Linked DNA regions of Homo sapiens: regions 2, 3 and 4 are each linked to region 1. Evidence: chromatin contacts called from ENCODE Hi-C or POLR2A ChIA-PET data. All regions are on one chromosome and are shown on one strand. The core of a region is the stretch at or near the end of the contact, and the rest is flanking DNA. Distances in the headings are between cores, read along the strand shown. Region 1 holds the start of SETD4 (SET domain containing 4). Region 2 holds the start of DNAJC28 (DnaJ heat shock protein family (Hsp40) member C28). Region 3 holds the start of CRYZL1 (crystallin zeta like 1). Region 4 overlaps LINC00649 (long intergenic non-protein coding RNA 649).

Region 1 (2,900 bases), core at 151-2,650:
CCCTACAGTAACAGAATTCCCATTATATCAGTCCCTCTAAAACAGTTTTATCTTGCAGACCTAGTGACTACAGCTTAATCTACTAAAAATACAAAAAATAGCTAGGCGTGGTGGCACACGCCTGTAATCCCAGCTACTTGGGAGGCTGAGGCAGGAGAATCGCTTGAACCTGGGAGGCGGAGGTTGCAGTGAGCCGAGATCGCGCTACTGCACTCCAGCCTGGGCGACAGAGCGAGGCTCCGTCTCAAAAAAATAAAAAAATAAATACATAAATAAAAATAAAATAATGGCTGGGTACAGTGGCTCACGCCTGTAAAACCAGCACTTTGGGAGCCCGAGGCGGGCTGAGGTCAGGAGTTCAAGACCAGCCTGGCCAACATGGTGAAACCCCGTCTCTACTAAAAATACAAAAATCAGCCGGGCGTGGTGGCAGGCACCTGTAATACCAGCTACTGGGGAGGCTGAGGCAGGAGAATCGCTTGATCTCAGGAGGCGGAAGCTGCAGCTAGACGAGATCACGCCACTGCACTCCAACCTGGGCGACAGAGCGAGACTCTGTCACAAAAAATAAATTAAAAAAATAAAAATAAAAAATAAATCTACTTCTAAAACATACGAGGGCAGAAATGAGCAAGAGACAAGAACTCCAGGCAATATTAATACCGCACTTCCGCAGTATAAGGTTCATTATTTGACCTAACGAAAGTCGGCATGTCCAGCTCCAGAGGCGAACGGCGGCTGGTTCGGTGCGGGTCCCAGCGCTCAGTCCACAGACCGCGCCGGGAAGTGTCCCCAAGACTCCCGGGCCCTCGCGCGAGCTGTCCACCATCACCCTGCTGAGGACCACGTGAAGCCCGGTGACCGCCACAGACACAGGCACCGTCCCCGCCCCCATAGTCCTCAAACTCTAGCCGTGAGGCCGTCCTACGGTCCGACACACACCGCTCCCGCAGCCATAGGCCAGCCAGGCGAGCATCGGACCTCGGGCCTCAGGCTCCTCAGCTTTACGCAGCGCGCCGGAGCAACATGCGCTAAGTGTAGGACTCCACAAGATGAGAGGTTACTGCAGCGCACACGATAATGCCTGCCCTGGAGGGGACCTGCGACCTAAACTCAGTTCTTTTTACGCTGATGAATGAAAGACTAAGGAACGCACCCCGCCGACTCTGCTCCCGTTACCCGGGCAACTGGAGGCCCGACCCGGAAGTCCTACTAGCTCACCTAGGCGCCGGCGGCCGCTTCCAAGATGGAGGCTGCAGTGGGCGGGCCCAAGGCACGTGGAAATACCAAACAGCCCCAGATGAAGGCAAGTTAAAGGAACCGGCCAAAACTGCAGAGGGAGAGGCTGAAGGCTGTCGCGCCTGCCTGGTGTCCTTAAGCAATCCAAGTCCTCAGTCTCCCGGGTCCGCCCCTTCCGCCGCGGGCGGCAGCTTCCGGCTCGCGCATGCGCAGTGTTCGCGGACTCGCCGCCAACGCCCAGTACAGTCGGGGACGAGGTCGGCACACCCACAGCCCCATAACCCCTACGTCGAGTCAGGGGTCAGAAAACCCAGTAACCCGCAGGCGAGCAAGCTGCGCACTGAAAAGCCGGCCTGCGGAGTCTTTCCTTACGAAGTTAAACCACCTAGGGCGCGCGGCCCTGTTCGCCCAGACCTCGGGCTTTCCTGCCAGGCTGGGTTTGCCGGGTCGAGTCACTTTGCTCGCCAATCCCCGCCCCCATTCCACCGTTTCATTCTGGCCCCAGGACCCGCCTCACAGGAAAATTCTAAATAATATATCTAAATACCCCTTCTTCCAATAGCGGGAGCTCGATTTCTGCCCCACCCACCCCCACTTTGATTATGGGCTATGCCTAGTAACTTGATTCCAAAGAGTACAGCCTGGAATGGTGTTGGGGACTACAGTGGAGAAACCTGGCAAACAGTACCTTACCGGGTGGTCAAGGATAACATCAGGAAGAAATCATGCTGATAGCATGTTCCTGTGGTGTCTCTCTCCAAAACCCTTCTATGGAAATCTTCTATGGGGGAAAAAAAATTAGTACTCCTAAACATGTTTTCTGTCATGAAAAACAAGTACAGTTGTCCCTTAGTGTCCGTGGGGGAATGGTTCCAGGACCCTGCGGATACCAGAATTAGAATGCTCAAGTCCCTTGTATACAATGGTGTAAACCTAAGTAACAAAAGAGGCTCCCTAAAAGAAAATGAGATTTATCTGGGAGTAGCATTGCAATGGGAATATGCATGCCATAGTAAACTGTGTGCGTTTTGGGGGAGGTTGAGGCAAGGAGATGTTTTTAAAAGGAAAATGAAGATTATATGAATTGCTTTAAATCAATTATCTTTGGCTAAAAGAATGAATAACAAAGGTAGCATCAGTCCAAAGTTGCTGGACAGATGTCCTTGCAGAAGGATTTTCTGTGTTTAAGATTGGGCCTTTCTGCAAGGTTAGGGTCTTTTGTGACAATTCTTGTTATGAGGCGTAGTGCATGAGAACCCTTCCTTCAAGGCCTTCCCCAGCTGCATTTATCAGGGTTTTGACACAAGTGACTCCATTTTGATTCTGCAACTTTCACAATGGTGTAATATTTGCATATAACCTATGCACATCCTCCCATATACTTTAAATCATCTCTAGATTACTTATAACATCTAATACAATGTAAATACTATGTAAATAGTGAAGGGGTGGCCTGCCGCTCCACACCTGTGGGTGTTTCTCATCGGGTGGGATGAGAGACTGAGAAAAAAAAGAGACACAGAGGCAAAGTATAGAGAAAGAAAAGTGGGCCCAGTGGACCGGCGCTCAGCATACGGAGCACAAATCCTATTTAAACTACAGATTCTAAACACAAATGATTTTATTCACCCCTGCCCCCCAACACTAAAAGATTTAAACAC
Region 2 (2,900 bases), core at 287-2,786, 2.6 Mb before region 1:
CTCACTGCAACCTCTGCCTCCCGGGTTCAAGCGATTCTCCTGCCTCAGCCTCCCAAGTAGCTGGGATTACAGGTGCACGACACCACTCCTGGCTAATTTTTGTATTTTTAGTAGAGACGGCGTTTCACCGTGTTAGCCAGGATGGTCTCGATCTCCTGACCCTGTGATCTGCCCGCCTCGACCTCCCAAAGTGCTGGGATTACAGGCGTGAGCCACCGCACCCAGCCCCACCAGCTGCATTCTTATAGCTATATTTCACTGATGTGGGCAGAAAAGTGGAAGCTGATGAAGTTTAGTGTTAACATATTGTGGGGCCAGGCACGGTGGCACACGCCTGTAATCCCAGTACTTTAGGAGGCCGAGGTGGGTGGATCACCTGAGGTCAGGAGTTCGAGATCAGCCTGGCTAACATGGCAAAACCCTGTCTCTACTAAAAATACAAAAATTAACTGGAGGTTGCAGTCCCAGCTACTCGGGAGGCTGAGGCAAGAGAATCGCTTGAACCCGGGAGGTGGAGGTTGCAGTGAACCGAGATCGTGCCACTGCACTCCAGCCTGGGCAACAGAGTGAGACTCTGTCTCAAAAAAATATAGATAGATAGAATCTGGATTCTACCCCTCACTAACTAACCGTATATTTTACAAGTGGAAAGTTCTTAGAGATCATCTAATCCAATCTTCTCATTTAATGAGAAAACGTAGGTCCGGAAGGTTAAGCAATTTAACCAAGTCCCATAACAAGGTGTAAGCAAAATGGTTAGGGGTGGGCACAGTAAAAAAGGAGGCTTGCTTAACTGTCTATACCTCCAGCCGATTATAAACTGCACGAGAGTCTGCATCATCTCAAGAAGTCTTCTCATAAGACGACTTATGGACAAGGTACGTACCTGGTCTGATACTGGATTGAATAGAATCAAGTGTCCAAAAGACTTTAAGCTCCACAGCTCGCTAGGAAGGAGCTATCTGCCAGAGGCCAGAAAAACCATGATGAATTGTGAGGCCTCCCAACACGTTTGCTGCTATTGCAATAACATGGTCTCGAAGAGGAGGAAGACTTGTACACTGACAATGGCCAAAAAATACTGGAAGTGGCTTAATTGGAATTGGGATATATAAACGCTAAAACGGAGCTCCTGAGACCCCCTATTTTCTAGGCAATCGGTGCCAACGGTCTGGGAGCCGGCTGCGAAGGTGGTTATCATGGCAAGGGAGGTCGGTCCTGCCCCGCCCCCTCCTCACCTGCGCAGACCTGGGGTAGGGGTTCCGCGGCTCCCGCCCCCCTGCCGCGCCTCTGCGCATGCGTGCGCGGTCCGCCCTTCACTGCGGGTGTCCCTCCCACCGCCTCCAGCTGGTGCCTCCGCCGGGCTAGACCATTTGCCACTTTACACTGAGGGGCTCGGGGGTACGGAAGGCAGAATCGTACCTGATTGGGACAGGTGACCTTACCAGGAAAACGGACAATCTTCCGCCAAACGAACTTTACCCCGGAGGACCCAGGCAGGGCACCTCGGGAGCCTTCGTCCCGACCGGGGACCACCAGCTCCACCTCCGTCCCCGCCCCGAGCGGAGGTGGTCCGGCCGATTGGGATTGTGGGAGATGTAGTTCGCTAGAAGGGGCGATGTGCGCCTGCGCCTCTCGGGAGGGACTTAGGGGGCGTCGAAAATGATGTAAAGACCGAGTTGGCGGCGTGGGGAGTTGTGGCTCGGAGGGCGAGGGTAACTTTCTGGGGGCAGGGGAAGGCAAGGCTGTTTCCCCGGAACGGGACCGGAACAGGTTTATTCGGGGTCACAGAAGGAGTCACCTGCGCAGATACATGAGGCTTAAAACCTGCCCTTTTATTAATTCAAGTACTGTTGAGGGGCTGGCGACAGGCCAGAGGACAAAATCAAAATAGGGATCTTCTGGCTTGGAGTTCAACCACTGACGTGGGGACTGAGCATTTCCCCTCTCTGTACAGGAAGCAAGTTTTTTAACAAGGAAAAAGAAAAAGGATAAAAAGAAAAAGGCAGAGGCTTGGGAGTTTTCAGATCTGGGTTGAAAATCCTGTTTCTTCTGCTTGCACCTTAGGCAAGATACCTGCAAAATGAGAGTTGCAATAAATAGTAAACTATAGTAAATAGTATGCCATTGTGCTAAGTGCTTTATGTATATTCTCATTTACTTTTTTTTTTTTTTTTTTGAGACAGAGTCTCGCTCTGTCGCCCAGGCTGGAGTGTGGTGGCGCGATCTCGGCTCGCTGCAACCTCCACCTCCCGGGTTTAAGCTATTCTCCTGCCTCAGCCTCCCGAGTAGCTGGAATTACAGGCGCGCACCACCATGCCCAGCTAATTTTTTTGTATTTTTAGTGGAGACCAGGTTTCACCATGTTGGCCAGGCTGGTCTCGAACCCCTGAGCTAAGGTGATCTGCCTGCCTCGGCCTTTCAAAGTGCTGGGATTACAGGCATTCATTTAATCTTTACAACAGCCCTCTGAGATAAATGCTGTTATTTTCCCTATTTTACATATAATGAAATAATAATTGTATCAACTTCATTGACTTTTTTAGGGGGAGAATTACACAATGTATGTAAACCACTTGGCACTGTGCCTCGCACATTAAGCAATATTTTTTGTTATGACTGTGTCTCCTAAAAGGAGCCAGAAATAGGTATTAGCCTCCTCAGCTTCTACATCATAAACATTAGAATCATTTATTGCCATCTATGTAGGAACACAGAAAAAGATACAGTATAAACTCTGATTCTGAGGGCTTTAGTTATAAGCAAACAATCAACAAAATAACTCATGTGAAAGAAAATAGGATTTCTGGCCGGGCGCGGTGCTCACGCCTGTAATCCCAGCACTTTGGGAGGCCGAGGCGGGCGGATCACGAGGTCAGGAGATCGAGACCATCCTGGCT
Region 3 (2,900 bases), core at 105-2,604, 2.4 Mb before region 1:
AGTCATAACTGACCCGAGTTTGAATCGGGGCTTTCCTACTTATTAGCGGTATGACTTTGGGCTACTTAATTTTAACCTTTCTGGGCCTGAGATCCCATATCTTAGATAATAATAGCAGTTATCTCAGAGGGTTGCCATAAGGATTAAATAATACCTGCAAAGCACTCAGCGCAACATCATACTTTCAGAAATGTTGGCTATTTTGACTATTATTTCTGTAAATTGGGCACATCTCAATTACAGAGAATCTCTAAAGTAGTTCTGAATCCCATCTCATAGAGTTGCAAAGGGTTTGGTCAATGCAACCTTATTTTTCCCACCTTTTAATTTCTGCAGTAGGCTACTGTAGCAGCCACTAGCACAGGTGGCTATTGAGCACTCCAACTGTGTCTAGTCGGAATTGAGATGCGCTGTTAAGTGGAAAATACACATCAGATTTTGAAGATTTAATTTTGAAGAATTAATTTTTTAATTTAATTTTGAAGATTTAATACGAAGAAAAGAACGTAAAATCTCAATTTTTAAATATTTGTTTAAGCGTTGAAATGATAATGTCTCAGATATACTAGGCTAAATGAAACATATAATTAAAATTAATTTCACGTGTTTCTTTTCACTTTTTAAATGTAGCTACCCCAAAATTAAAATGACATAAGGGACTCGCATTATATTTGTACTGGACAGAGTTCAGGTAAAACCTTTCTACTCATAACGTGGACAGCAGCACCTGGGAGCTTCTTAGAAACGCAGATGTTCGGCCCCGACCCAGACCTATCCCAAGGCGATGCTTACATCTCGCTCCAGATGATTCCGCCGTTTAGCATAATGAAGAGGGCCGATCTGGCTCAAAAGCCACATACAGCGAATAACTACTAACTGCTTTCCGAAAACAGCAAAGTGATGAGGAAGAAAGAAGTGGCTGAGAAGAAGTAACAGAGAAAGAAAAAGACACTCAAATTCTAGGAACAAGAAGCAGAGGAGAAAAACCCAACCTGGGAGATTAAGTGGAAGGGCACTCCCAGACCTCTGCCTCCATAAAAGTAGAGGGAGATGCAAACTGAGATAAGACCTACAATCAAAACCCGTCAAGGTCCAGGAAACTGTCCCTCAAATCTAGTCTTACCCACCCCTCAGCGGCCTCAGCTAAGCTAGGCCTGGGCCCGAACAAGTCCCAGGTTAGGGTTCGACGCGAACCACCATCCTCCCCAGGGCTGCACGGTTCTGTGGGGCATCTCTCCACCTTTCGCTTAAAGGCCCGTTTCCCAAGACACAGGACGCGTTTCCCGGGGCTCACCTGCCTCTGAGCCGCCCCAACGGCCTGCACCTTCACCACCGCCACCTTCCAGTCCTTCGTCAGAGAGCCCGCCCCCTGCTCCCATTGGTCAGGCCGCTCGTCACTCCTGAAGGGCGGGGTCGGACTCGCGAGGCTGTCCAGAACGCCATGGCAACCGGTCTCGGAACTACATCTCCCGTCATGTTCCGCTCGGGGGCGGAGAAAGAGGCGAGGCCCCGCCCCAAGGACTACCAATAAATGGGCGAAGTTGGAATCGCCCGGATGGGTTCCGTTTTATGCAAATTTTAGCCGAAGACCACACCCTTCCTCATTCCAACCATAGGCCCGGCCAACCCCTTTGGGTTGTGCTTCGCCTTTTTCCTTTCCACATTATTCTCTCCTTGAAAACCTCCAATAATTAAGTCAATTAAGTGCATCCTATCTAGTGTCTCTCACGGCAACGAGCAGATGCACCGAAATCGTGCAACAAAATCTCCATAAACCACGATAGGCAACCTCAGACCATAAATCTCCTGTTACGCCTACATGGGGAGGAGGGGGAGAGTGCTAATCCTGCCCCCACACAGCCCCTGCTGATTGGCTCATTCGGCTTGTCACTCTGTTGTCTTACATTTCTTTGGCTCACCCTCTTTGGGTTCGCACGGTGGGCGGGGCCAGTGGTAGGGGGTGGTGAGAAGGTGCGGGCCCCTTCTTCCAATTGGCTGGCGGTTTCCCCACCCACTTATGGGCGGAGATGGATGGTGGATGGGGGGCGGGGGAGGCAGCGGAGGGAGATGAGGAGATAGGCGGGAGCGAGGGAGCGAGGGAGGGAGCGAAGGAGGTAGAGAAGAGTGGAGGCGCCAGGGGAGGGAGCGTAGCTTGGTTGCTCCGTAGTACGGCGGCTCGCGAGGAAGAATCCCGAGCGGGCTCCGGGACGGACAGAGAGGCGGGCGGGGATGGTGTGCGGGGCTGCGGCTCCTGCGTCCCTCCCAGCGGCGCGTGAGCGGCACTGATTTGTCCCTGGGGCGGCAGCGCGGACCCGCCCGGAGATGAGGTGAGGAGAGGGCTGCAAGGCGGCGGCCTGGACCACGGGCGGCTGCAGCGGGGGCGGGGGTCGGCGCGGGGGTCTGCGCGATGGCTGCCCGGGGCATCCGTCCCGCGCCCGGCGCTTGTCTCCCCGGCCGCCCTTAGCCCCTCGCCGCGCGCCCGAGAGACGGCAGCGGCTGCCCCTCTGCCTTGTCCTTCCCGTCCTCGGGGGTGGCGGCGGAGTGGCGGGCGGACCCGCACTGGGAGGCCGGGGGCCGCGGTGGGCCGTGGGGTGGCGGCCGCGGGACGGGCGTGGGGATGAATGGGCGCCGCGGCCCCGCCGCCGAGCGGGCTCCCTCCTCTCGCGGGGACCCCGGGCGGCCGCTCCTTCCCGGGCTGACCTCGCTGCCCTCGGCCGCCGGCGAGGGGCGGCCCGGCCTCGCCTCCCGCCGGCCTCCCGGGGACCCGCGTTGGCGGGAGCGGCGCCGCCTCTGCCTGGAGCCCCGGCTCCTTCCTCGGCCCCTCGCTCGCAAGCCTGCAGAATCCTGGGTCAGTGAAGGGCAGGCAATGCCGTTCGGCCCCAGGGCGCGCCGCGGGGCCG
Region 4 (2,900 bases), core at 190-2,689, 2.1 Mb before region 1:
GTATAGAATTGGTCCTCATCCCTGACTGTGGGGAGACTTTTGATAGTTATTACCTTTTCTTTCTTTCTCTTTCTTTCTTTCTTTCTTTCCTTTCTTTCTTTCTTTCTTTCTTTTTCTTTCTTTCTTTCTTTCTTTCCTTCCTTCCTTCCTTCCTTCCTTTCTCTCTCTCTCTCTCTCTCTCTCTTTCTTTCTTCTTTTTTGAGACAGAGTTTCACTCTGTCACCCAGGCTGGAGTGCAGTGGCGCCATCTCAGCTCACTGCAACCTCCCCCTGCTGGGTTCAAACAATTCTCCTGCCTCAGCCTCCCGAGTAGCTGGGATTACAGGTGATGCCTGGCGAATTTTTGTATCTGTAGTAGAGACGGAGTTTCACCCTGTTGGTCAGGCTGGTCTCGAATTCCTGACCTCAGGTGATTTGCCCGCCTCGGCCTCCCAAAGTGCTGGGATTATAGGAGTGAGCCACCACCTCCGGCCAACTATTACCTTTTCTAAGAATGCTTTATGACATCATGGCATTTCAAATTGTGTAACATTCAGAACGTTTTCTGTTGTATCCTTTCCTAGGTCTTCATTACTTTCCTGGGACTTGACAGGGCATATTGAATCTATCCTGTAATGCATGGGAATAAATAAGGATTCCAAAACGTGAATTGGATTTAGTTAATTTTTGTTTCTCCATGTCTCCATACACACAGGCAGCATGAGTGAGCATCTAGTATGTATTGGATATGTGCTGGGTTGATACCATAAAGAGATTTATAAAATGGTGCCGACTTTGAGGGGTTCACACTCTGGGGGAAAGACTGTGCTGTCTAAGTGAATAAATTTGGAGATTGAGGGCTTCATGGAGAGGAGGAAAGTTGTGCTTTATAACATCATGGCATATTTGCATGAGCCATGCAAATAAGAAGCTCATCACCCACCCGATTTATGTCAGAATCAGAACCCAAAGCCAGGGACCCACCAACCAACTGTTCGGCCCAGCACAGTTTCCCTGTGGCAATTCCACTTCTTTTTTTCTTATCTTACGTCGCAGTGTACTTTGTCTCTTGTAACTCCTGCAGGATTTTTCTTAAAGCCTTACATGGTGCTGTTATCACGTGGCACAAAATGAAGCCGACCTCTTTGTGTGTGGGAATAGAGGGAGCATTACACTGCTGGGATGCAACAGATGGAGGGTGGAAAGCTGTCCAGCACCTTGTCTCTTCCAAGATACATAGCCCAGGGGTATTCCCATTCCTCCACGACACAAATGACAACTTCCTTGAGCTCTGATGGCTTGCCAGGTGGCTGATGGCGTGGAGAACCTTGCTCATGTTTACCTGTTCTTGCATCCATTACTCACCTCTGCCCACGTGCCCCCACACTTGCACACAAAGCCACAGAGTGGCTTAAAAAAAAAAAATGAAAAGCCTCCCCCCAACCCTATTGTAAAATGTCAAGTGTTTCAGTTTTGAGAAAAAAGAAAGCTGAAGAAACCATGACTCATGACATGGGCTGACAAACAACGATCTGAAGGTATGCTGGTGAGTCACACTGTGGAGCTCTGCCTTTGTGTTGTGGTGAGGGCCGGGGCTGGAAGGAGTGTCATGGGACCAGCCAGTAAAATTCCACTACTCTCCGAAGCCGATTGGGAGGCAATTTAAAAACCCTGGGCTTTTTCCAGCCCCAGTGTAGTGGATGACTCTGGGTCCCCTCAGGTATGTCGATCTGTATGGGAAATCAGGAAGAATGATTATTAATAACTGGAAAAAAAAAACCTGTTAGTATCTTTCCATGCCCAATGCCATGCTGAACCAGCCCTGCCTGCTTCTGCAAGCCAGCGAGGCTGCTGGATTTTCTCGAAGGGTATTGAGTTGCTAAGCAACAGCACTGGCGGCGCCTATCATGCCCAGCGATGTCAATGCCTGAGTGTGGCCTGCAGAGCACATTTGCTCCCCTCCCCCTCGCCTCCTCTCGACCCCTTCCCCCCACTACATGAGAACATTAATTTGCATCTCAGGGACAGGAGCTGTGCCAGGTGATTCTGTGTATAAAACAGCGCAGTGCAGCCCCTGAAGCACAAATATTGTTTTGGGTTGCAAGGCGGTGCATGTGACGTAGTTGAAAATACAGACTCATTTGTGTATACTCCCCACGTAAGGAGGGTAGGCTTCATCTAAAAGCCTGCGTGTCAAATACTCCTTTCTAATACATCCTGGTGTGCTCTGCCTTGAAGTGTTTTTTTCCTGTCTGCCCATCCAGCATCTTATTTATGCCCCATTCTGTCCCTCTCTCTCGTTGCCTTTGTTCTGTGGTCTCCTGGGTGATGGAGTTATTGTTTGTGTGTAGGGATGTGTGGATAAAAGGGAGCTGATTTCTAGAGGTGAGATGGCCCTGTGGTTAACGGTTGGAGGCTGCTGTTGACAAGGCCTGTTGCTGTGGCAGTTTTGCTCCGGAAGTGGCCATTTTCTGGGCAGGGCTCCACCAGAGCACCATCTGTCTGTGCCTTTTACTTCCTGTCAAGAGGCAGCAGGCTTCGTGAGCTGGGGAAGTGCCAGAAGCAGCCTTCGAATTAGACAGACCTGGACCCAAACCCTTTCTCTTCCCCCCACCCATTTTGGCATCTTGGCACGAGACTGTCCCCATTTCTGGAAAGGGTGTTCACAAGAACAGTCTGGCTGGGTTGTTGGGATGACCGAGTGTGATCATGCGTCTCTATGGCTGGCCATGGTGTTTATTCGATGGCAGGTATTACCAGGATGGAGCGAGTCCCAGTAGGAAGGGCCTTTAGGATGTCATCTGGTTCCACCCAACAGGGATGGGAACTGTAATTCCCCACTCTCCCTGTGGAGAATCAGGGCGGGCTCCGGATGGATGGCCAAAGGCTGCACAGAGGTGAGCCTCCAGGGTTGGGTTCTA

Evidence for each region. A loop is a pair of places that touch in the nucleus more often than their neighbours do. ChIA-PET counts read pairs that join two places held with the same protein, here RNA polymerase II (POLR2A). Pooled maps may share reads with other maps.
Region 2: a map of naive thymus-derived CD4-positive, alpha-beta T cell shows a loop between it and region 1 (14-fold over the local background). The contact joins the promoter of DNAJC28 here to the promoter of SETD4 in region 1. A Hi-C loop is called at or near these places in 1 of 168 maps with a recorded cell type or tissue (naive thymus-derived CD4-positive, alpha-beta T cell) and 7 of 50 pooled maps. POLR2A ChIA-PET finds 5 or more read pairs at or near these places in 2 of 52 experiments (HEK293 and HEK293T).
Region 3: a loop to region 1 is called in a map of CD4-positive, alpha-beta T cell, with 5 times the contacts of the local background. The contact joins the promoter of CRYZL1 here to the promoter of SETD4 in region 1. A Hi-C loop is called at or near these places in 4 of 168 maps with a recorded cell type or tissue (CD4-positive, alpha-beta T cell, CD4-positive, alpha-beta memory T cell, CD8-positive, alpha-beta T cell and 1 more), 3 of 37 single-sample maps with no recorded cell type and 12 of 50 pooled maps.
Region 4: a loop to region 1 is called in a map of CD4-positive, alpha-beta memory T cell, with 6 times the contacts of the local background. The contact joins the enhancer-like site here to the promoter of SETD4 in region 1. A Hi-C loop is called at or near these places in 1 of 168 maps with a recorded cell type or tissue (CD4-positive, alpha-beta memory T cell) and 7 of 50 pooled maps. POLR2A ChIA-PET finds 5 or more read pairs at or near these places in 3 of 52 experiments (OCI-LY7, PC-9 and naive thymus-derived CD8-positive, alpha-beta T cell).

What each region holds. Positions count from the first base shown.
Region 1 is chr21:36,059,126-36,062,025 of GRCh38, forward strand. It overlaps SETD4 (SET domain containing 4), which reads right to left and starts at 1,401. Exons shown (of 12, transcript NM_017438.5): 1 at 1,222-1,401. It overlaps SETD4-AS1 (SETD4 antisense RNA 1), which reads left to right and starts at 1,479. Exons shown (of 3, transcript NR_186380.1): 1 at 1,479-1,496. RefSeq lists enhancers at 1,174-1,323, 1,354-1,403.
Region 2 is chr21:33,490,180-33,493,079 of GRCh38, forward strand. DNAJC28 (DnaJ heat shock protein family (Hsp40) member C28) reads right to left here and starts at 1,537. Exons shown (of 2, transcript NM_001040192.3): 1 at 1,423-1,537.
Region 3 is chr21:33,640,387-33,643,286 of GRCh38, forward strand. CRYZL1 (crystallin zeta like 1) reads right to left here and starts at 1,355. Exons shown (of 13, transcript NM_145858.3): 1 at 1,295-1,355. It overlaps ITSN1 (intersectin 1), which reads left to right and starts at 2,115. Exons shown (of 40, transcript NM_003024.3): 1 at 2,115-2,327. RefSeq lists an enhancer at 1,094-1,503 and silencers at 1,974-2,313, 2,324-2,423, 2,744-2,873.
Region 4 is chr21:33,946,417-33,949,316 of GRCh38, forward strand. The region is part of intron 2 of LINC00649 (long intergenic non-protein coding RNA 649); the gene reads left to right. Among named protein-coding and RNA genes, the nearest start is that of LINC00649, 17 kb to the left of the region's middle. RefSeq lists enhancers at 931-2,130, 1,305-1,784, 2,315-2,374 and a silencer at 1,169-1,463. Within about 2 kb of position 1,440, at least 39 of the 41 ENCODE cell types and tissues checked have a DNase peak (open chromatin) inside an H3K27ac peak, as active enhancers do; they include OCI-LY7 and PC-9, where a contact is called at or near this core.